3 separate regions of the Mus musculus genome follow, and all the other regions are linked to region 1. The links are chromatin loops, found by intact Hi-C in ENCODE. Cell type or tissue: left cerebral cortex. All regions are shown on one strand.

Evidence for each region. Hi-C counts contacts between places; a loop is a spot of excess contacts. Peaks named below come from ENCODE experiments on the same cell type or tissue, not always from the same donor. Only the 100,000 strongest peaks of a DNase experiment are listed, where the experiment ranks them.
Region 2: a loop joins it to region 1, with 8 times the contacts of the local background. A loop is called at or near these places in 7 of 42 quality-filtered maps.
Region 3: it touches region 1 in a loop (3-fold over the local background); 6 of 42 quality-filtered maps call a loop at or near these places.

What each region holds. Positions count from the first base shown.
Region 1 is chr6:49,316,025-49,324,024 of GRCm38, forward strand. Ccdc126 (coiled-coil domain containing 126) reads left to right here and starts at 3,250. Exons shown (of 3, transcript NM_175098.6): 1 at 3,250-3,456. In left cerebral cortex, CTCF peaks have their summits at 3,077 and 3,278; DNase peaks (open chromatin) are centred at 3,196, 3,746, 4,040, 5,434 and 1 more place; H3K4me3 peaks cover 1,154 bases; H3K27ac peaks cover 612 bases.
Region 2 is chr6:49,394,374-49,402,373 of GRCm38, forward strand. It overlaps Stk31 (serine threonine kinase 31), which reads left to right and starts at 1,231. Exons shown (of 24, transcript NM_029916.2): 1 at 1,231-1,311; 2 at 3,688-3,734; 3 at 3,823-3,875. The coding sequence starts at 1,262. In left cerebral cortex, CTCF peaks have their summits at 110 (motif pointing right), 3,280 and 4,179 (motif pointing left); DNase peaks (open chromatin) are centred at 121, 1,125 and 4,209.
Region 3 is chr6:49,224,977-49,232,976 of GRCm38, forward strand. No RefSeq gene overlaps it. Among named protein-coding and RNA genes, the nearest start is that of Igf2bp3, 14 kb to the left of the region's middle. In left cerebral cortex, CTCF peaks have their summits at 2,397 and 3,522; DNase peaks (open chromatin) are centred at 2,416 and 3,499.

The sequences.
Region 1 (8,000 bases):
TTAAACCCGTTATGCAAACTTGCTAGCTTGCCAAATGCTATAGCCCAATGCCAGGTGTTTGCGGTTTTTGACTTTATAAACCCCTTATCCCTTGAGCTTGTCATCCACTCCTCTATCCCTGCTTGGGATACGAGTCGTCCCCAGTGCACTGGTCTTTCCCAAATAAACCTCTTTCAGTTTGCATCAAGACCGTTTTTCATGAGTGATGTGGGGTGTTGCCTCTCCTGAGTCAGAACATGGGGGAGTCCTTACATTGTGGGTCTTTCACAATCACAGCTCTCAGGAGCTGTACTGGCTAGTTTTGTGTCAACTTGACACAGCTGGAGTTATCACAGAGAAAGGAGCTTCAGTTGAGGAAATGCCTCCATGAGATCCAACTGTAAGGCATTTTCTCAATTAGTGACCAAGGGGGAAAGGCCCCTTGTGGGTGGGAGCATCTCTGGGCTGGTAGTCTTGGGTTCTATAAGAGAGCAGGCTGAGCAAGCCAGGTGAGGCAAGCCAGTAAAGAACATCCCTCCATGGCCTCTGCATCAGCTCCTGCTCCCTGACCTTCTTGAGTTCCAGTCCTGACTTCCTTTGGTGATGAACAGCAGCATGGAAGTATAAGCCGAATAAACCCTTTCCTCCCCAACTTGCTTCTTGATCATGATGTTTGTGCAGGAATAGAAACCCTGACTAAGACAGGAGCCTATGTGGGTTCTATGACAGTCAGTGCTTTGTACAGAGACTCCGTCTTTAAAAAATGTGAAGGCCAAGACCCAAGAGCCAGGATAAGGAAAGCACTCCCTTAGGCCAGCAGGGCCTCATCCCTAGAGGCAACAGATGGAAGATGGCCATACTCTTGCTGGCTACAATATCTAGAGAGCCAACTCTGTAACTTATCCTCCACCTGAGCGGTGGCTATTATTTCTTCAGTTTGCAGACCTTATAGGCATCCATGGTTTTACTGTGCACTATAGCCATTTGCCCCTGACTTAAGTTTAGAAATTATAAATTTCAGTATTGGCTGAACCTCTGTTTAAAACGTTGGTAAAGGTTTTGTTGCATGGTATACACACACACAAAGATAAATTCTATCAGTGCATTTACTTAGCTAAATATATATAAAACATTTAACATTTATAGTTGTACTGGCTGGTTTTGTGTATCAAGTTGACATAAGCTGGAGTTTTCACAGAGAAAGGAGCCTCCCTTGAAGAAATGCCTCTATGAGATCCACCTATAAGACATTTTCTCAATTAGTGATCGCAGGGGGCGGGGCGCATTGTGGGTGGTGCCATCCCTTGGCTGGTAGTCCTGGGTTCTTTAAGAGAGCAGGCTGAGCAAGCCAGGGGAAGCAAAGTGACATCCTTCCATCAGCTCCTGCCTTCTGACCTGCTTGAGTTCCAGTCCTGAATTCCTTTGGTGATGAGCAGCAATGTGGAAGTGTAAGATGAATAAACCCTTTCCTCCCCAACTTGCTTCTTGATCCTGATGTTTATGCAGGAATAGAAACCCCGACTAAGACAATAGTCAACAGATTAAAACCCTGGTTGATATCTACATTTTTTTCTTATGTAGCAAGTTTTCAGCATCTATGTGGTGGCTTGCTGTTACAGTACCTCCTAATTCAGACGAACTACATTGTAGATCCTCGAGGGTCATATATGTCTAGCAGCATTAGAGAGCACAGAACATTTGTGTCCAGATTATCCCATTTTGTGCATTGGTTACATGGGTTTTTTTTCTCCTTAGTTAGGGCCCTGGTTGGATCCCCCTTTCCTTCTCCTCCCCTCCTTCTACTGTGACGTGGAGGATCAAACTATCCTCATACAAGGTATTAATAAACCCCTACATGTGCTGGTGTTCTACAGATGGAACACTTTGTTTTGCCCTTGATTCTTTTTCTTGTGATTAAAATTCTTTGTACATTCTGAGTACAAGGCCTTTCTTGATTTATATATTTCAAGGGTCTCATTCCACTCTTAAGGCTTGTCTTTTGTTTGTTGCTGTTAAAACTGTCTTTCCCAGGCTGCATTTGATTTCCAGGTCCTCCTGTTTTGTTTGGTGTGTGTGTGTGTGTGTGTGTGTGTGTGTGTGTGTGTGTATGTATGTGTGAAAGAGCGACAGAGAGAGAGAGAGAGAGAAACACACAGAGAAAGACACAGAGACACAGAGAGAGAGACACACAGAGACACACACAGAGACACAGAGAGAGAGATGCACACAGAGAGGCACACAGAGAGAGGCACACACAGAGACATATACACACACAGATAGAGAGAGACAGAGGGAGAGAGAATTTTATGAGTATTGGTATTTTGCTTGCATATACCTTAGTGTACCAACTGTATTCCTGGTGAGGCCAGAGGAAGACTGTCAGATATCCAGAAATGGGGTGACAGATGGTTGTGAGCCACCATGTGGATTCTGGAAACTAAACCCGAGTGCTCTCTAAGCACAAGGGCTCAGCCATCTTTCCAGCCCAATTTGACTTTTTAACGTGTAATTTTGTGTGTGCTGAGCATTTAATCAGGGCCATATTCATGCTAGCCAAGTGTTCTACCACTAAGCTGCATACCAAGTCCCGAAGTACTTGATTTTTTAAAAATGTATTAACTTTGTTAAACTCTTATTAATTGTAATAATTTGTCTACAAGTTGTTTTGTATTTGTCATGTGTATACATATTTATACCATCCGTGACAAGAATATCTTTAAAACACTTTATTTGTATTCATGTAATTGTGTGTGAGTGTGCTGAGGTCTGCAGAGGCCAGAAGCAGATGGGATCCCTTGGAGCTGGAGTTCCAAGAGATTATGAACCTCTTGATGTGGGAGCTGGTAATTGAACTCTGGTCTTCTGGTCCCTCAGCAAACTGTCTGAACTTTTGAGCTAGGTCTCCAGTCCTCAGAAAAGGATAGTTTGTTTCTATTAGTCTTTAGTCCTTTTAGTTATTTTTTTATCCTATTTCCCTGAGTGAGGACCTTCAGGAGCACCATGGGGACATTGGACTCTCCAACACTAGGATGCCCTCTAGTGTCAGACAACAGCATTAGGGGTTTCTTTTCTAGTGGAAGGTAGATAGTAGGATGCTTCACCACTAGTGGCGAATAGGGTGCTGAGTTTTCTCTAGTAGCAATGCAGCTGCTGCGCCTCTTAGTTGCTAAGCAACCGCGTCGCCCTGAGCCCCTGGGCCAACAGCACGTGCTGTCTCTCCGCAAGGCGGGACTACATTCCCCACAATGCCGCGCGCAGTAGGCCCTGGCCGGAGAATGGGGGAAGGGTGGCCGGGAGGCGGAGCGGAAACCGGGAGTAGCGTCCCCGGGTGCCGAGCGCTCTCGGTCCTACCTCCGTCCTGGCCCGCAGGCTGTTGCGGCGCCGCTAACGCCCTCCCGTGGCGGGCTGTGGCTGTACTTCCAGTTTGTGAGCCCCGCGGCGGCGGCCCGCGTGATTGAAAGGAAACCAGCAGGCCAGGTCAGACGGAGGAGATTGGGGAGGCGGGAGGCGGTGTCCCTGCGGCCCCGGCTTTGCTACTTTGACAGCCTCGACCGCCGGGCCGGGCTCCGCGGTGCTCTGCGGGGATGGGCAGTCTCTGCGGCCGCGCTCATTTGTGCTCCACTCTTGACAGCTCAATTCTCTCGTTAGGAGAAGGACGTGAAATGCCCATTAAACCTGCCAAACTCTTCTCCTGGGAGGCTGGGGAGGAACTTTATCTGCTGTAGGTACAGGCGGTGGCAATTGAATGGCCAGGCAGCCAGGATTCGAACCCCTGGCGTCCCTCTGCCTGCTGCTTCATTCAGGCTAAGCAATGGCTCCAAGCCGATGTGTTTCATCCAGCAGATGGAGATCTCATACAGTTTTAAGTTGTTAGATTTATGGATAATAAGCTATTACACCTTGAGTTTTTCATTTGATGAAAAGATGTTTTGAATGTGATTCGAAGTGTGTGGACTTTTGGTTAATCACTAGGTTGTGTGTTCAGTTTATATTTTTACTTCTTACATGCAGAGAATTCCTTAAGATATGCTGGCTTCTTAATTTCCGCCCCTTTAAGATGGCTGAGAATGTTCTAAGGAAATTGATGACTCTGCTTTCCTGGGGATCAGCTCTGTATATAACTGTACAAGGACTCACCTCCCCCACCTCCCTAGCCTGGTCCCATAGGAAACCCTTAAAAGGAGATTAAAGGCTTTGTCCGTCAGATCCTTTGCAGCTTTGCCCTATGTCAACTTTCTGTACTGTTTCTAATGGTTCAGTCGTTTCTCTCCTCCCCACTCCCCTTCTCTCATTTTCTAGACAGGATTTCTCTGTGTAGCCCTGGCTGTCCTGGAACTCACTCAGTAGACCAGAAAACTATAAATCCCCTTACGCATTTATTCGTGACCAGGCTGGCCTCAAACTCAAGAGATCCTCCTGCCTCCGCCTCCCTAGTGCTGGGATTAAAGGTGTGCGCCACCATCACCTGACACCCACTTAGGATTTCTGTTCCCAGGTTATAGTTTTTGTCTGGAGACACATTGAGTGAATGCAGTAAATCTGATCAGGAACGACTTCAACGTGTTCAGGTTCTGTCAGTTGTTTTTACCCTTGCTTTCTCAATGTTATTGACATTGGGTTTTCAAGGAAAGCTTTATAAAACTTTAACTGAATTTCATTTTTATTTAACGTGTATGCCCTGTATGTACTATTTTGAGTCGAGACATGATGATTTATGTGACTGTGTGATATCTTTAGGGAAAGGGGAGCCTTCTAATGATTGCTAGAACAGTAGCAGTTAATAATTGTGGAAGGGGGCATACGCATGCAAACATTTCTGATTAACCTTAAAACGTGCGGCAGAAACACTCATTTTGAAGAAAATGTCTCTCCTTGGTGTTATGAGTGCAGTAGAGGAGAAGGTGAGAACCGCAGCCTTGGTTCTTGTCCTGTTCTGCCACCATCCGCATGACCTTAGCTCTGCTTTCTCTGCAGTTCTCCTTTCCCCGTGTCTACAGTAATGAACAGATCGATTCGTCTATCTCAGACTTCCAATGCTAAGGATCTTGGAACATCCATTTTACTATAGCGGAAAACTATAAATCCCCTTACACATTTATTCGTGTCCTTGTTCCCTGCCCTTTACGTTTTACAGTTCTTTCCTTCCACCCTGATAAAAAGGGATTCTCGTGGAAGAGCTAGGAAGCTGCAGAAATCATGATCCCTACCAACCAGCATCGGCTCTGCGAGCTGCGGCTCCTTTTCCTTCCATCCTAGTGGTCCTGGGTACCTCTTGCCTGTGCACTCTTAGCTTCTGGTCTCACTTCTCTAACCCGTTTTCATTTTTCCTTTTCATAAATTCATCTGCTTCAGCCATTGTTTTCTCTCTGGTCTCTTTATGTAGAAGGCCCCTGGCAGGGGTGCCCTGTGCTAGCCCGTTCATCTGGAAAGAGGTGTAGGGCCATATGACACAAGCTATGATTGGCTAAGGCTCTGAGCAGCTCAGCCTGTGACCGAAATATCTGATGCTGCATAATGTGGTTTTAGATTAAACACTCTCTACAGCACAGTGATAAAGCACTCTTCTTTTGATATAGTGCTTCCTGTTTTCAATCCCAGCCTTACTTTACCCCCACCCCTATCTCACCATAGCTCTGGCTGGACTGGAACTCGCTGTGTAGACTGGTCTTCAACTCACTGAGCTCTAACTGCTTCTGCCTGCCTCATGCTGGAATTAAAGCCCTGTGCCATCAGGCAAGAGTACTTTAGTGTACTTTATTCTCTCTCTCTCTCTCTTTTTTTTTTTTTTTTTTTTGGTTTTTTGAGACAGGGTTTCTCTGTATAGCCCTGGCTGTCCTGGAGCTCACTTTGTAGACCAGGCTGGCCTCGAACTCAGAAATCCGCCTGCCTCTGCCTCCTGAGTGCTGGAATTAAAGGCGTGCGCCACCACCACGCCCGGCTTTATTCTCTCTTTTAAGATCTATTTTTATAATTGTTACCGCTGTTGCTTCTCTTCCCCAAGATGCCATCTGAAAATGTTAAGATATCTCTGTGTCACCTTAGTAGGAACTCTTGTGTAGCTTTCTTCAAGGCAGTAGATTTTATTTATTTATTTTTCAACCTTTAGTTCTTAGCACTGTGGATTGAACTCAGTAGCTACATACCCCCAGGCCTAAGCATCTTCAAGTTTAGGCCTAATTATAGAGTTGGTAGCTGTTGCCTGTGTTAATTCTTTTCCACCAGATATTTGCTTCAGGCAGTATTATGTAGAGAAAATATTTTAGGAATGGACAGTTTCCAGAAATTCCATTCCAGGGCCAAGTCTGGTGTGTGTGTGTCTGTGTGTGTAGGGCTTAGTTCTGCATCTTGCATTGGAGAGAGCTATGTGTACTTCTGACTGTTGGTGAACATACCATATCTTTTTTATACTCTACATATGCCTCTATGGCTGTGAAGTCCTTTGGAGACAACAGGCGGGTGTGATGCTTATAGCACCTTAGGCTGAGTGCCGGCAGCTCTGCTTTTGGCTGCTGCTGCCGCTGCCACCTCTGTTAGATATTATTCATAACAGCACAGAATGTAGCACTGAATCAAGGTGAAATGGGTTTTGAATGAGAGATTTGAAGGTAGGATTAGCCATCTGTTAATGTTTTTAACATTACAGTTGCTATTACAATGCTTTCGTTAAAAAAATATGGAAATACTTTGTAACGGGCAGTTTAAAAGGAACTTGTTTTTAAAAATACTTTTAAAAACTGAAACTCAGCAAGAAATCTTTATCTGTAGATTTCATGGACATGCCTGCATGCCTGTATGTAGAAATAAATGTACCCAGAAAAAGTGCAAAATAGTCTGTAGTCTGTACATTTTTCTCTGATGATTTCTGCTTTATTTTTTAAAACATTGCTAATTGCAAATGATCTGTTTTGTTCCCTGCTTTTGGGAAGCAGTGGGGCCCTGAGCTGAGAGTTAGGATGTTTTGAATGTCCTGACTCTGTGCTCTTCTTCCTTCTTTTCTATAATTCTAGTTTAAGTATTTCGTGGTTAGTTGTCTTTCTTTTGTTCTAGCAATAAAGCTGGCCTAACAGGTTTATCTTTTGGTTTGGGGCTAGGGAGAAACCACTGAAATGTTGCTTAACTACTTGGCTATTTGCATGGCATACTGCTTGGTGAGATGTGTGAGAGAGAGCTTTGAACACTGCAGTCTTTTAAAGCAGCAGTTCTCAACCTGGGGCTTGTGACCTCCAGAAGGGTAGCATATCAGTTGTTTACATTATGAGTCATAACAGTAGCAAGGTTACAGTTATGAAGTAACAATACAATAATCTTACGGTTGGGGGTCACCACAACATGAGAATTGTATTAAAGGGTTGCAGCATTAGGAAGGTTGAGAATCACAGCTTTAAAGTTTTTTGTTTGTTTGTTTTTGTTGTTTTAAAGTCAGGGTCTCATTGTGTAGCCCTGGCTGCCCTCAAACTCAGATCTTGCTCCTGTCTCTTGAGTACTGGATACAGGCATGCGCCACTATACCTGCCTCCTGTAAAGATTTTATAAGTTGGAGTGTCAATAATAAACCCTGTAACAAATAGAGAAATTTAGAAAAAAACTTCTGCCAGTCTTTGCTGTCTGATGTCTGTACTCCTTAGGGAATGTATTTTTCAGAGTTTGACACATTGTGCTTAAAATACCTCGTAACAGGTTTTTCTCTGTTAACATTCTTGGAATTGTTCCCTAGACTTTGTTTTGCACCCCACTTCCTCTTAATCCTCTTCCTATTAGAAAATACAAGTTCAGTGCTTTCCTGTTTGTAAAGATCATCACATCAGGTCATTATTGATCCTGTATGTTACACAGATAGCCTGACAAGCTCCTAAGAAATGGGACATTAGGCCTTTCTTTGCCTGGGGTTTCTTTGCTATTTGTGAGGGGAAATGTCTTTTTTCTATCAGAGGTGGACAACTTACTGAGGGCCAAAATTCTGCAAATCTCCCACACCTCTCATCTCTCCCACCTTGTGAAATTTTTATGCAAATCGTTTACTT
Region 2 (8,000 bases), 78 kb after region 1:
CCTTGCAACTAGAATATATAAACTTTGATGGTGGTAATATAAATTAGAGTAGCTTCTTTGTTAAATAGTCTGGCAACTTCTTGTACACTCTTCTACCATTTAACCATCCACTAGGGGACATTAGCCCAAAAGAAATGAAAGGGTATGTCCACGGAAAGAATTGAAGGCCATAACAGCTTTATTTGAGAGAAGTCTAAAGTCAAAACAACCCTTCTACCCAGAAATGTAGAAAACCTGTTAGGCATCCACAGTGGACTAGTACCTGGGAAGTTACAAGCTGTTGATATATAGAAGAAAACAGGTGGAATTATCTTAAGATACCCATGCCATTTGAAAGAAGGCAAATAAAATGGTCTTTATGTGTGATTCTGTCAACAGTTTTAGAAAAAAAAAAAAAAAGAATTAACGTTCAGTTACAAGAAACAGAAAGGTACATAAGGAGGGCCAGTTAATGTAAACAACATGAAGAAACTTTTGAGGTTGATGGAAATGTTTTATTATGGGGATGACTTCAGTGATGTATAAAAATATTAAAATACTTTACACTTTAATATCTGTAGTCTATGCAAATTATACTTTAAGCTTTAGAAATTAAATGGAGGGCTCCTTGGTAGTGATCTTTCGTGAGGCCTTGGTTTTAATTCATTCCTTTGCAAAACAAAAGAACTAGATAGAGATGGTTTTTAGCTGTGCAATGTTTCCTCCAAGTGTAATAACTTGCCTATAACCCTATCCCATCCCAGTCCCCACCGATCCCTGCTGTCCCCTGCAATGTTTGATGTGGATGCGAAGTTTGGGGAGAAATATGTGTAAAGCTATTGATCTATAAAATGATATTGTCACTTATTACGGTATTCTTTTCTTTGGGAAAAGAATATCCAGTTTGTCCCAATTTTGGCTTTTAAAAAAAAAAAAGTTTAAATCTCGAGGTACAAATTAGGAAGACCCACGCAACTTCATGTCACGGTCTTACATCACTGGCGGGGTGTGGGGCGCCCTCCTATAAACTGACTGCACACAGGGCCAGGCTGCTGCTTTCGGGAGCAGAGCGGAGCGCGTGCGTGGACCGTGGGCGGCCTGGCTGCGCTCGAGGCCTTGAGGCCGGCCACCCACGTGACCAGGGCTGCGCTCCCTCCGCTATAGCGCAGCAGCACCTCGCGCATGCGCAGGCGCAGTGCGTGCCCTGAGGCGTGGAAGCTCGGCGGTAAGCGGCGCCAAGGGCTGGCCTGAGGGCTGGAGGGCTGAGGGTGGAGCGCCTGGTATGTGGGGCCAGCGGCTCTTTGCTGGGACGGCTGTGGCGCAAAGTGTAAGGTCAGTGGTAGTCTTTGGTGGCGAGGGCGACAGGGGCCGCTCCCAGGGTGTTCTTGTCCACGCTGCTGGCGTTTTAGGTCTGGGCTGAGGCCTACTTCCGGCGAGCTCGAAGGCGCCGCAGCTTCTCGGTGAGCTGCCCGCAGACCCACTGTGTGGACAAATCTTGGTGAGCTGCCCGCAGACCCACTGTGTGGACAAATCTCGGTGAGCTGCCCGCAGACCCACTGTGTGGACGACTTTCTTCCCCTCTGGCGACGTCTGTGGTTTTAGCCTTCCAGGCCCCCCAGAAAGCCAGCATCTTTACCTCACCTTGGCCCATTTCAAGGCGAGATTTGAATTCGCCGTCGTGCCCTCCACCTCTGCTTAAAGTCACTACAGTTCCTTGGCAAGTCTTTTAACAACGATTTAAAATAAGGCTAGAAAACCAGTTTCTTAAAACAAGTGGCAGGATTTCCAAAGTAAACTTTTAATTTTTTCTGTGCCCGTGACAGTGGTAACACATGTCTTAATCCTACTCCATTCGGGAGGCAGAGGCAGGCAGATCTTTGAGTTTGAGGCCAGCCTGGTCTACAGAGAGAGTTCAGGACAGCTACTGAGAAACCTGTCTTCAAAAAACCGAAAACAACCAAGAACCAACCAACCAACCAAGCAAACAATAGTGTTTTCCAGAGAAATATTCTTTCTCACTAAAAGACTCCATTTTTTAAAAAAAATTTTTTTCCATTTTTTATTAGGTATTTAGCTCGTTTACATTTCCAATGCTATCCCAAAAGTCCCCCATACCCACCCACCCCCACTCCCCTACCCACCCACTCCCCCTTTTTGGTCCTGGCGTTCCCCTGTACTGGGGCATATAAAGTTTGCAAGTCCAATGGGCCTCTCTTTGCAGTGATGGCCGACTAGGCCATCTTTTGATACATATGCAGCTAGAGACAAGAGCTCCGGGGTACTGCTTAGTTCATATTGTTGTTTCCATTTTTTTTTTTTAAAACAGCTTCTCCACAGCTGAATTTTAAAACTACTTTTTAAAGGATCCCAGATTTGAAGATGATTCAGTGATGTTATTTGAAAAAAAATTAAGCTAGACAAAATTTGCAAGTTTTAAATTCCTATAAATAAGCTCCATTATTTGCTGTGATGAGTTAATTACTCTTTTCATAGTTGAGAGCATTTGAAACCTTGATGTAGATTAGATGTTCTTGGATGATCTAAAAGCTCTCAAAAAATGAGTCTCAAACCATGGCATGTACCCTACGTTTTAAGGGCAGTTTTGTGAAAAATTGTTTTTCCCCTATTTATTGGAATGTGTAGAATTACCTTAAAGTTGAAGGACAAACCAATGCTCTAACCACACCCCCCAGCTTTGGAGGGTGGAGAGTGCGCCTATTTTGAGAATGAAATAAAATCAGTTGGAATTGAACAGTGAAGTAGATTACATATTTTATCATTTTAATTTATGAGTAGAAAGTGATTCCTGGATTTTTGAGAATCAAATCGTAAAGTAGTAGACACTTCTTTTGAAGTACTTTTTTTATGTAATAAACATGATTTTTGAAGTAATAGGCAAATTTGATATATTTCAGTTTTTAATTCTAGGGCATTTTAAAAAACAAAATAGCCAATAGCCACTCCCAGGCTAGCCACTCTCAGGCATTTTATTATTTATTTATTTTTTTATTTTATTGTGGAATTTTCTTGTTTGAGAGGTTTTTTTTTTTGTTGTTTTTTTTTTTTGTTTTTGTTTTTGTTTTTGTTGTTGTTAATATGGGTTTAGAGAGATGGCTCAGCAGTTAAGAGCATTGTTGATTTTCTAGAGGACTGGGTTCAATTCCTTTCCTCCATGTTGGCATTTGGGACTTGGGACAGCTTAGTTTTGTTAAACATTGAACTTTAGTTCTCTGGAAGCATCAACACAGCAGTTTACATGGCTGTAACTTTAGTCCCAGTGGATCTGAAGCCCACTTTTGTCCCCCTTCTGGCCTCAACATGCATTGCATGTACACAGATGTGCATTCAGGCAAGACACATACAACACACACACACACACACACACACACACACACACACACACACTGCATGTTGTTTCAAAATATTGATTTATATAAGTGATCAAAATCTGTTTGAGTTATCTTACTTGTAAATCTGTAAAGATTTGGCTAAAGATAATGATAGGGACAGAGATAATGTGTTTTGCCATTGAAAACTATAATATTTTCAGAACAAATACAAGAAACAGTCATGAGAAAACAGGAAGTTTTTAGTATAGAGTTTGAGTTTTGATAACCATCTTAGGGCAAATACTTTGAACATATGTGGTTTAGATTTTTTTCACTGTTAATGGATATAAAAACCTAATTCAAGGTATTGAATTGTTAGTTTTCCAGGACTTGTCCAAATGGATGAAGATACACATTACAATAAAGGTACTGGCATTAAATATTATTTGGGGGTATAATAACTAAATGATACTGATTAACTTCTAATTTGTTTTGCATTGTGATTTTATTTTAGTTGAAGATGTTGTTGGAAGTCATGTAGAAGATGCAGTAACATTTTGGGCCCAGGTAAATATAATATTGGTTGTTTTTTCTTTTCTACCTTCCTCTTATCAACTCAAGTGTTTTCCAACAAAAATAAAAATCTAATAATAAATGTGATTTTTGTTTTCATTCCCAGTACCTAATCTTGATTAAATCATATAACACAAGACATAATTACAAGACAGTTGATTGCAACATGCAGTTTTCCTATGTTGAAAAAAATGCTTACAATTGAATTAAACAAGAAAATTATCAAGATTGGAACTTCAGAGTCATGTTCAATGGGGTCAGAAAGCCACATGCTGTTGTATTTTTAAAGCTATAGCTCCACCTAGGGGTCTTTGTAAGATTGTTTCCTGAAAATTTAGGCTAAACACTTTTTAAAAAAATTACTTAACATCCAAAAAAACAACAAAAGCAGATCTTAGCTTTCTGGCCTGTGTGTGTCAGAAAGCTAAGTTCTGTCCTCTTTTTGTGCCTTTAACACATTCACAATACTTTCCTCATTTTTATTAGTTCTTTGAGGATTTTATTCAAAGTATTGTGGACATAGCCACCTCACACCCTTCTTCCCCTCAAAATAAAGTTTTGCTCTTGATCCTGTCGTGGACCAGTGTAGCATATGTGGGATCATAGTCCCTGCTGACACTGAAGGAATTGTAGGTAGCACCTTTCCAAGTTGGCCTACCTGTAAGTCACACGCAGGAATTTTGTGTTTTCCCGACTTTCTTGGTATACAAGTGAATAGTTCTGTTGATGGAGGTTTGGGGCAGTATAGTTTTAAAAACAACATTAATTACATTTAACTTATTAATTAGTTAAATACACCATATCTTTATAAAATAATCTTTTAGCATACTTCTGTTTTACATTTTTATTTTTTATTCTTTTATCATTTCATACAGTATATTCTGATTCTTTTATTCCCACTCCCAACTCCTAAATCCTCACCCACCTCCCTACCCACACAACTTCATGTTCCTTAAAACAAAATGAAAACCCATGGTGTTGAGTTTGTGTTGACTGAACCTGAGGCCTGATCCACAGTGTGATTGATGTATCCAGGATCCCTCCATTAAGGAATACTGATTTTCTCTTTCCCAGAAGCTATCAATTTTGAGTAGCTTCTTTGCTAGGGGTACCCACTTCCCCTTTTCCATGCTGGGGTTTGGGACAGCATTGTTTTGTTAGAAGTTATGTTGTGTGGAAGCTCAGATAATATGTCAAACATTGGACCATTTTGGATACACTTACACCATTTCAAAGAAACTTCTTGAAAGTTTCTAGCATATCAGGTGGTAGTAGATTGTAAAGGGAGTAAAGATAGGGAGAGGAAAAGCTTCTGTACTCTAGCCGCTGGCAGGTGACAAAGAAAACCCAGGTTTTGTTTGTTTGTTTGTTTAGTGATCTGCATTTTATTGTAAGATAAGTATATAATTCTGAAATCTGGAGAACTAATAAAGTGTGTCTTATTTCAATGATAGACTGCAAATCAGGAAAGTATATTCAGTTTTAAATACAAAGTAAGCAGGGTGTGATGGCACACCCCTTTTATCCCAGCATCTGGGAGGCAGAGGCAGGTGGATCTCCAAGGACAGCCAGGTCTACACAGATGTTTTCTCAACAAAACAAAACAGCATAACAGTATTAAACACCAAAGTTCTTGGGTTTCAGATGTTAAGAAGTGAATCTATAATGTACTGTTACTGATGAATTTTTGATTCTGCAAACTATACATGATGGGGGTAGGGAGAGGAAATTGTATTTAACTACACTTCCCATGGCTTGGAAACTCCTTTATAATGAAGTTAAGTGTACAGTGTATAAAGTAGAAGTTATATAAAGAGCTATAGAAGACTATGATTAAGAGTTCTTAAAACTACAGAAATATCGGCAGAATTTATGGTAAATTATATACTTACACACAAACTTTTTATTTTTAAAAATTATATGCATGTGTGTTTTGCTTGTGTTTATGTCTGTGTACAACTTCCGTACCTGGTGTCCATGGAGTTCAGAAGAGGGAATTGGATTCTCTGAAACTGGATTTATAGACAGTTGTGAGTTGCCCTGTTGGTGCTGGGAATTGAACCTGGTTCCTTTGGAAGAACAACCAGAACTCTTAACAGCTGATCCATTTCTCCAGTTGTACATACACTTTTTAAATGGTGCTCACATGTTGTAGATCTATGTGGGTCTGTATTCTATATTATTTAGCACATGTGCCACTTAGTGGTACCCCGCACTGAATGACAAATTATATATTTAAGGTTTTTATATAGGAACTATATGTGTACTAACTTAATACTTCCTAGGTTAGTGCTGTTACTGTAGAAATACAATGTGAATCCTATAAGTAATTATAGCTAGTTTTAGCAGCCACATTGGTGCAAGCAAAAGCAACAGGTAAAATAATTTTAATACATATATTTATTTAACTTAATATATCCAAAATACTGTTTCAAAATCTTATCAGCAAACTGTGCCTGGTAATTCCAGCTACTTGTGAGGCTGAAGCAAGAGGACCTTGAGTTTGCACCTGTCTTGAACACTTAGTCAGACCCTGTTCAATAAACAAGGACTGGGGATGTGGTTTAGTTATACAGTACTTGCCGAATGGAAAGGGGTTCCATTTCCAATGATAGAAGAAAGTGCATGCATGCAGTTGGTATAAAATATGAATAAGGCATTATTTATTTATTTAGGTTTTTAAAGGTTCTTTGTGTAGCTATGGCTGTCCTAGAACTCTGTAGACCAGACAGGTCTTAAACTCACAGCAATACACACTACAAAAAGTTAGAAAACATTCCTTAGATGAATGCAATAAAAAGATTAAAACTACTGTTGCTATTCCTATATATCTAATGCCTATCCCAAGATGCAAATCATAAAATCTTTTTGAGATGAGGTTGAGATGAGAGCAGAGACACATAAGTAGAGATTTGGAAATACAGAGGCAAATCAGGGTGAAGATCTATTGTTTGCTTCCTCAGCCTGATTTCTGCCACTTAAAAGAGAATACTACCAATTGAATGGTCTTGAGCAAGTTATTATTTACTTTTTTATTTATACTGTACCTTTTATTCATACTGTGTGTTCTCAAACACTTCCAACCTTTATAATCTGATAGATTAAAATTGTTATATCCTATATGCTCATGAAAACTGCCACTACTAATAACAACAATATTACTGAATATGTGCACTAGTAGAAATATTACCTAAGTAGCTTATTTAACTTTTTGGCTCCTCATCTATACTTTGGAGGTAAGTTATATTGTCATTGCTAAGTTGAGGACTAAATAAATGAAGTTTCAAAAAGTTGTAAAAACTTGCTCAAGGCCATTCAGTTGATAGTAATGGAACTGGAATGAAGTTTTGGTAATCTTCACAAATCTTAATGTATAATAATTATCTTATACTGCATTTATAGAAAAAAAATGTTCATTGCAGTATAATTTTAATAAATATAAACCATAAACCATTGAATATCAATTGCTAAATGAATGTAAAACCAGTCATGATACACCCAGACAATAGAATTGTAGGAAATTATTGTAAAGAAATCAGAATCCTTTTCTAAAAGAGCAGATCTCCAAGTTAAAACAACAGTACACACATCTAATCTCTAGCATAGTTCGCAAGGAACTACAAGCACTAGTGTTTATATGTAGGGAAAAATTGGGGGAACAGAAGGGTAGAAAGAATTATTAGTCATATTGTAAAATCCTTGGTACTGCTTGGATTTTGTATTACTTATCTATTTGGTATTTGTTTAATAACACACACAAACCCTAAAATTTAAGTAAATTACTGAGTAAAAAAAGATATTTTCTTTAACTAATATTAATTATTGCAACTCATAATGTTGTTTCTCAAGTCTTCATATACTTTATTATTCATCTGTTCAAGCAGCAGATGCTGTTGTATCACTATGTGCTAGGCACTGGAGCATGTACGGGAAATGAAAGATTAGTATAAGGTACACACCATATCTCTGAAGATCTTACCTTCTAAGCATATAAAACAAGTTATTCAGTAAATAATTAGCATTTCCAATGATGTTCAACAAGAGGGGACTAAAAGATGATAGAATTTAAGCTTGAAAGTGTCCTCAACAACAACTTGCTGGAATATATGAATTTTTACA
Region 3 (8,000 bases), 91 kb before region 1:
AATGTCTGCCTAATGGAAAGCCCTGACTCTGCCCACCTCGCACCATCAGACGTGAAGAGCTAGGGGAGGGAGAGGGTCCCATGATGTCAGCTCATGGCTCAAGCAGCTTGCTTCTGTGCACGGCTGTCTCAGTCTGAGGGCCAAGGGATGAGCTTTGCAAACAGCTGCCTTGCACACACTTGGTGGTGAGCTAAGCCAGTCCTCGCCACATCAAATGGCAAGACATGTAATGTTTAGATTTAGCCCTATTGTGGCCCTGGGTTTTAATTTACTCTTGCTTGACTCTCCTTGCAAGGTGTGGGAGGAGTGGGGGGATGTGGGTTGCTATTTATGTGTGTGTCTGTGCATGTGTGTCTGTGGGTGTGTGTCTGTGTCCAGAGCATGGTTCAGATTCTCCCCTTTAGTCCCTTCTAGGGATTTAGTTGGACGACACTTGGTAGACACACTGGGAGATGGTGGGCACTGGCTATGAGTGCTCCTGGCTTCTCAACCCTGACTAGAGACATGAATTGAAGTGATCCAGGCTGGTGACTCAAGCCTTGGCTGTGCCTCTTTTGGAAGGGATCGTCTATAACTTCATTTACCCATAAATCGTCAGGCCCCCCTCAGCTGTCAGCGCAGCCTGGATGCCTGTGTTCTGTGGCTGTGGCTGGCCCCTTCGTGACCCTAGGTGTATCCTTTTCCCCACCTCCTGTGCCTTTGTTTACACGGCTGTAAAAAGAGTTAAACGATTTATACAACCCCCTCTCTATCTTTATTACAGTGCAAGGCCACTGAGTAGCCTTCAGCAAATATTTGTGGAATTCTGAACTAAAATGGGGACTGTCAATGATGCTATTGGGCCACTGCACTTGGAGGAGGGTTTATGGACACTGCACAGTGCCGTGCCTGGAAATACTAGTCCCTATAAAACCTTAAAATATTCACAGGTGGAAACAACAGCCACATCGCTCCCAATAAATCCCAGTTCACAGGACTGTGGATGTCCCTACAGGCAGAGCGCTTTGTCTGCCTGGCCATACAGCAAGGCTAGGTCCAAGCCCCAGAAGACAGGGACAGAAAACAGGATTTGTTTTTCCCTCATTTTAAATAAATGAGAAAGAAATGGCTCTTGGATCACTCACTTTGTGCCATCAAGACATTTTATAGAATGTCCTAAATGCAAGAAGCCGGGCGTGGTGGCACACGCCTTTAATCCCAGCACTCGGGAGGCAGAGGCAGGCGGATTTCTGAGTTCGAGGCCAGCCTGGTCTACAGAGTGAGTTCCAGGATAGCCAGGGCTACACAGAGAAACCCTGTCTCGAAAAACCAAAAAAAAAAAAAAAAAAAAAAAAGCAAGAGAGGAAGGAGCTCCTACGGGTTGTTGCCACGGAGCAGCAGAGCTCAAGGATAGAGAGGGAGGCAGACTCTTGTGAGGAAGTGAGAGGGATGGAAATGGTCCCTGAGAAGTGTCCTTCCCTGGTGCCAGCCACTCTCACAGACCACGGTCCTGACAAGTCCATAGGATGTCTTCACTCTCTAAGAAAAACAACTCGTCTTCATAGAAGAGCTCCCTCTGTGCCTCTTTGTATTTCAAAAGTAAATCATTACCATAAAACAATTTATAGAGTGAAGATAAAAGCACTCGATGCATCAAATATCAAATGACGGTCAATCGCGTGGATGTTTAGTACCTACTATGTTTAACATTGCTTTTCTGCTTCCATTACATGTTTGTTTGGTTTGGTTTTTCAAGACAGGGTTTCTCTGTGTGATCCTAACTGTCCTGGAACTTGCTCTGTAGACCAGGCTGGCCTTCTGAGAACTCAGAAATCCACTACCTCTGCCTGCTCGCACTAGGGTTAAAGGCGTACACCACCACCACCTGGGTTTCCATTAGGTTCCTAAAGACATCTCTACATGTGTATCTTAACTCTGTAGAAAATAAGTATAGATCATTACAAAAACAAAACAAAACAAAAAAACAAACAAAAACCCATAACCCGTTGAAACCAGTTAGAAGATATTCTAGCCAAAACAAAACACAATTTACTTGTTTTTGGTTTTGTTTTATTTTGTTATATTTAGACTGTAGGTATCAAACTTAAAACATTGCAGTGCTCACCACAGGCACCTCTGTTCATCCTTGCTGTTTTCTTAAGTATGACGTAAGAATTGTTAAAAACAGATACAGAAAATTCCTCTGTGAGTCAGTGAGTAGCTCTGGCTTACCCCTTACCCCCCCCCCGGCCCCCATAAACGGAAACACCCATTCGAGCTGCATTTAAGAGTAAAGACATTTTATGTAGAATTAAAGAATTTCGACATAGTGAAACTTGTGATCTGTTTTACGAATGGAGCCTTTGAGAACTGCCAAAGGAAGGGGACTAGCCGGGTGCTGTGAAGGAGGAGATCCTGCAGGGGGCCTCAGAACAGGGATGAGTGCAGTCGGAAGGGCTCCGAGAGGCGTCCAGGGCACGGAACCCAGGTAATTCGTTCTCAAGACAGCAGGCGACCTTGTTAGAGTAAAACAGGCAGCTTAGGGGCTATTTCTTTTTTCTCACTTAAAACTAAATGGGGGAAAAAACAAAATATTGGAATTTATCGAAAATACTTTAACTGCAGGTTCCACCTATGATGTTTAACATGTTTAGAGGGACTTAAATTTTCAGAGTTTAGGCAGGCTGAGAGGAGATTTCGTTAACACAGATTTTATTATGCAAATGATTTTATTATGCAACAAACCGGTAAATTAGTAGAAAAGCTTAATTAGTTTATAGTTCCAAATGCCAAGAAAAAAGAAAACACTTGGCTCTGCTAACTTGGAGTTATCAGCAACACAAACAGAAAAAACAAAAATTATAAACCTTTTATTCCACTTCAGAAATTTAAATACTTTGCTATTTATTTTTTGCTAGTTTGTTTTGAGACTGGATCTTGCTATATAGCCTTTTACATGTAATTTGTAAGAGAGGAGGCAATATCATCTAAAATTAGAACTAGTAATTTAAAAATACAACAACCAAACTTATATTCACTTCTCCTTAATTTTTTAGAGCTGTTAATTTTTGAGTTGCTAGACATTTTAAATGGAAAAAACTTTCAAATTCCTAACACAATCAAAGGCAGACAGACGGTGCACCTGCAACTCAGCACTCCTCTCTTTATTATTTTTATTTTGTGTCATGAAGGACTGTAAAGCCAATTAAAGCATCGGTACTGCACAGTCTATGCTTGTAGCAGTGCCTCTGCGAGCCGTCCCCTGAGCCTTGGCTGTCTCACCTACTTCACAGGGAAGTAAATTCCAGGAGAGAGTTTTTTTCATCTATGTCCGTAACTACTAATCTCCCAGGACTTTAAATGCTGCTTCATACAAATGTTTGTTGAATGGACGTGTGATGCTATTTAGTAACCAGCCTGCAGTGTATAAATTTTCATTAAAAATAGTTGACTACCTAATTGTTGTTCAAGTCTGACAAGTGCATACTCCCCTGCCCTCTAGAAGGTACTGGTGCCTTTTAAAGTGCAAGCCACATGGTGGCGCATGTCTGTAGCCCCAGATCCTCCGGAGACTGAATGACCAGGATCTCCTCTGCATTAGAGTTTGAACCAAATAGGAAACCTGGACTGGTGTATGTATGGGGGTGAGGGGGTGTATTTTTCCCTTGAGATTCCTTTAAATATCCTACCTTGAAAGGGTAGAATTGAGAATACAGACAGACCAACATTTTTCAAACTCAAAATATACTTCGTATTATATTTTCTAAGGATATGGAAAACCTTAGTCCTAATTTCAGATCAGTGCAGTGGGACCACAGAACATCACAATCTTTCATCATTTCCCACAATGCCTTCCAAGGCCTGAGGTCGGACCTGAACTGAAAGGCGGTGGCTCAGTGTGGCAGAACTCAGCACACTCAGATGAATGCAAAGATACACTTGTTTGCTTTCAAGTCTACGGTTCTCTCTCTGCTGTCATCAAAAACATTTGTGATGTAGAGTTACTTATTCAACAAATATTTGTATCCCCAAGTGTAGCACCATTGGGAGTAAGAAATGAAAACATAAGGTATGGTCGCACCCTGTGGCTTACAAGGAAGCACTCGGCCATGTGTGTTATCCTTAAAAACATCAGTGATGTGCCCAAGAGACCCTTAGATGTCTCTAAGGACCCATATTAAAGCTTTCGTTTGGAGGACTTATCTAAATCCCCTCTCTCCCTCTCTCTCTCTCTCTCTCTCTCTCTCTCTCTCTCACACACACACACACACACACACACAGAGTTGTGAGGGGAGTGTATATGGTAGATGGTGGGGGAGCACACCAGTGTGACCATGGAGCTCATAGAAGGGACTGTGTCCCTTGGAGGTACAAGCTTTGGGGGAGACACCTGGTCTATGGATGCTGGTCCTCATGATGCCACAGGAAACTCAGTTACCACCTAAAGGAACACACACACACACACACACACACACACACACACACACTGCATCTGGATTGATAGTCTACTTTCTAACTTTTTTTTTAAGATTTATATATTTTATGTATATGGGTACACTGTCTTCAGGCACACCCGAAGAGAGCATCGGATTCCATTATGATGATTGTGAGCCACCATGTGGTTGCTGGGAACTGAGCTCAGTACCTTTAGGAAGAGCAGTCAGTGCTCTTAACAGCTGAGCCATCTCTCCACCCCCTCCTTTCTAACTTTAAATGCAGAATCTGGTGGACAAGTTCACACGTTTCCTGTTTCCTGCCAGCAGTTTTGAGCCTCAATCACAGACCCTTGGATTTCAGCTCTCCAGACTGCCCGTCATTAAACGGTGCCCTTGAGGAAATCAACCACCTATCTGTCACCTTTCCCAAGATTTTTGTTTGCTTTGTGTTGTGCTGAGTAAAACTCCACATCCAGGCCTTATAGAACACAGGTAGAACACTGGAGGGAAGCTCTGCTTCCTGCCTGGCGTTGGCGATTTGATAGCATCTCCCAGGGTCACAGATGGCACTCTGGAGAGCTCTTTCTGGCTGCTGATTGAACACCATACTACAGAGGGGTGTGGTGATAGCTGGGAGCAGAGCCTTCCCCTCTTCCCCTCTCCTTTCCCTCTCCTTCCCCTCTTCCCTCCCTAAATCAAAGCTTGTTTTGCATCTGTTGCTTCCCTGGTAACACAAGTGGAGTAGATTCACCTTGGCAGTCAGCATATTAAAGCAATGCATAGGAATTTTTTTTATTTTTTTATTACATATTTTCCTCAATTATATTTCCAATGCTATCCCAAAAGTCCCCCATACCCTCCCCCCCACTTCCCTACCCACTCATTCCCATTTTTTTTTTTTTTGGCCCTGGCATTCCCCTGTACTGGAGCATATACAGTTTGCGTGTCCAATGGGCCTCTCTTTCCAGTGATGGCCGACTAGGCCATCTTTTGATACATATGCAGCTAGAGTCAAGAGCTGCGGGGTACTGGTTAGTTCATAATGTTGTTCCACCTATAGGGTTGCAGATCCCTTTAGCTCCTTGGGTACTTTCTCTAGCTCCTCAATTGGGAGCCCTGTGATCCATCCAATAGCTGACTGTGAGCATCCACTTCTGTGTTTGCTAGGCCCTGGCATAGTCTCACAAGAGACAGCTACATCTGGGTCCTTTCGATAAAATCTTGCTAGTGTATGCAATGGTGTCAGCGTTTGGAAGCTGATTATGGGGTGGATCCCTGGATATGGCAGTCTCTACATGGTCCATCCTTTCGTCTCAGCTCCAAACTTTGTCTCTGTAACTCCTTCCATGGGTGTTTTGTTCCCAATTCTAAGGAGGGGCATAGTGTCCACACTTCAGTCTTCATTCTTGAATTTCATGTGTTTAGCAAATTGTATCTTATATCTTGGGTATCCTAGGTTTTGGGTTAATATCCACTTATCAGCGAGTACATATTGTGTGAGTTCCTTTGTGAATGTGTTACCTCACTCAGGATGATGCCCTCCAGGTCCATCCATTTGGCTAGGAATTTCATAAATTCATTCTTTTTAATAGCTGAGTACTACTCCATTGTGTAGATGTACCACATTTTCTGTATCCATTCCTCTGTTGAGGGGCATCTGGGTTCTTTCCAGCTTCTGGCTATTATAAATAAGGCTGCTATGAACATAGTGGAGCATGTGTCCTTCTTACCGGTTGGGACATCTTCTGGATATATGCCCTGCATAGGAATTATTACGTCAGCCACTGTCACTTTACTTGCTCTGTTTTTGGGTTTTGCTTTGGTTTGGTTTTTAGACAGGGTTTGACTATGTGGCCCTGAATTCTCAGTGAATCCTCCTGCCGCACGCACTACCTCCAAGTCCTGAGAATATGAGTTGGTGCCACTGTACCGAGTTAACCCAGTCCTGTTTCAATAGAATTCTTTTCCTTTCTGCAAGGCTAGAGAGAAAATCAGAGCCTTGTCCATACTAGACAAGTGTTCTACCTCTGAACACCTCTCCAGCTGCTGGAGTAGTCTTACTATCTGCTGTGGAGAAAACACATTACATTGGATGAAATGTCGCTCACAAATACAGTAGTGGACATTTTTCTGTATTATTTATTTGCCTGTATGGGGTGCCCGTGTTGGACTGTCTTTGAGAATCTACACCAATATAACCAGTGTAGCTGGCCAGCTTGCTCCAGAAATCCCGATCACTACCTTCTCAGTTCAGGAACTGCAAGTAACCGCTACATCCTGGTGTTTAATTGGTGCTAGGGATCTGAACTCCAGTCCCTTGGGCTCTAATGCCCAGTTCTGATCTCCATGAGTACCAAGCACATGTGTGATACACACACATGCTCGCACACACACACACACACACACACACACACACAAACATAAAATAAATGAATCAGGAAAAATTACCTCACAGTGAGACAACAAACAAACAAATTTCTAGAAGAATCCTGAAGTTGGATAGGTCGAGAAGAAGAGAGCTTTAAGATCACTTTTTTTTTTTCCTGAGACAAGATTTCTCTGTGTAGCACTGGCTGTCCTGGAACTGTCTCTGTAGACCAAGCTGTCCTCGAACTCAGTGATCCACTTGCCTCTGCCTCCCTAGTGCTGGGATTAAAGGTGAGTGCCATCACACCCAGCTAGAACTTTTTTTTTAATTGCCATATATTTGTATATATTTTTAGGTAAGGATGGTGGCTTGGTTTGTGGGTACACTGTGCAGTGACTGACTCTGGGTGGTCAGCATGTGCTTTTTACTGTTTTGAGACAGGGCCATGCTGCTCCTCAAGCAGCCGTGCTGCTGTAGCCACTCACACAGCTGGGGCTATTGGCATGTGCCACTGTGCCCAAAGAGTCTCTGAACTTGCCATTCTTTATGATGAACCCATCCAAGTCCTCTTCTAGTGTCTTGCTAGGGGTGGGAGGAGGGTGAACTCTAGTCCTCCCAAATGTTAGGCAGATGTTCTAGCGTTAAGCTGTGTCTCTAACCCTATAACAATGATTTAAAACAACTTGTTTAGATTTATTTATATGTATGAATGTTTTGACTACATATATGTCTGTGTACTGTGTTCATACCATACCTGGTGCCCACAGGAGTCTGTGACAGGTTGGATGAGAATGCCCAGTGCTCTTACCCACTGAGCCATCTCACCAGCCCCAGTCGGTGTTCTTAACTGCGGAGTCATCTCTCCAGCCCCCTATTTAAATTCTTAATCCTCAGTTGGTGAACTTTTTAGGAATGATTAGTGGGGTGGCCTTCTTGGAGGAGGTGCGTCACTCTGTTTCTCTCTCTGCCTTATGCCTGCACATCAGGGTACTCAGTAGCTCTCAGGTACTGCTAAAGCACCATACCTGCCTGATGATGGAATGATCTACCAAAACTGTAAGTGAGCCTGGCGTGGTGGCGCACACCTTTAATCCCAGCACTTGGGAGGCAGAGGCAGGCGGATTTCTGAGTTCGAGGCCAGCGTGGTCTACAAAGTGAGTTCCAGGACAGCCAGAGCTATACAGAGAAACCCTGTCTCAAACAAAAACAAAAACAAA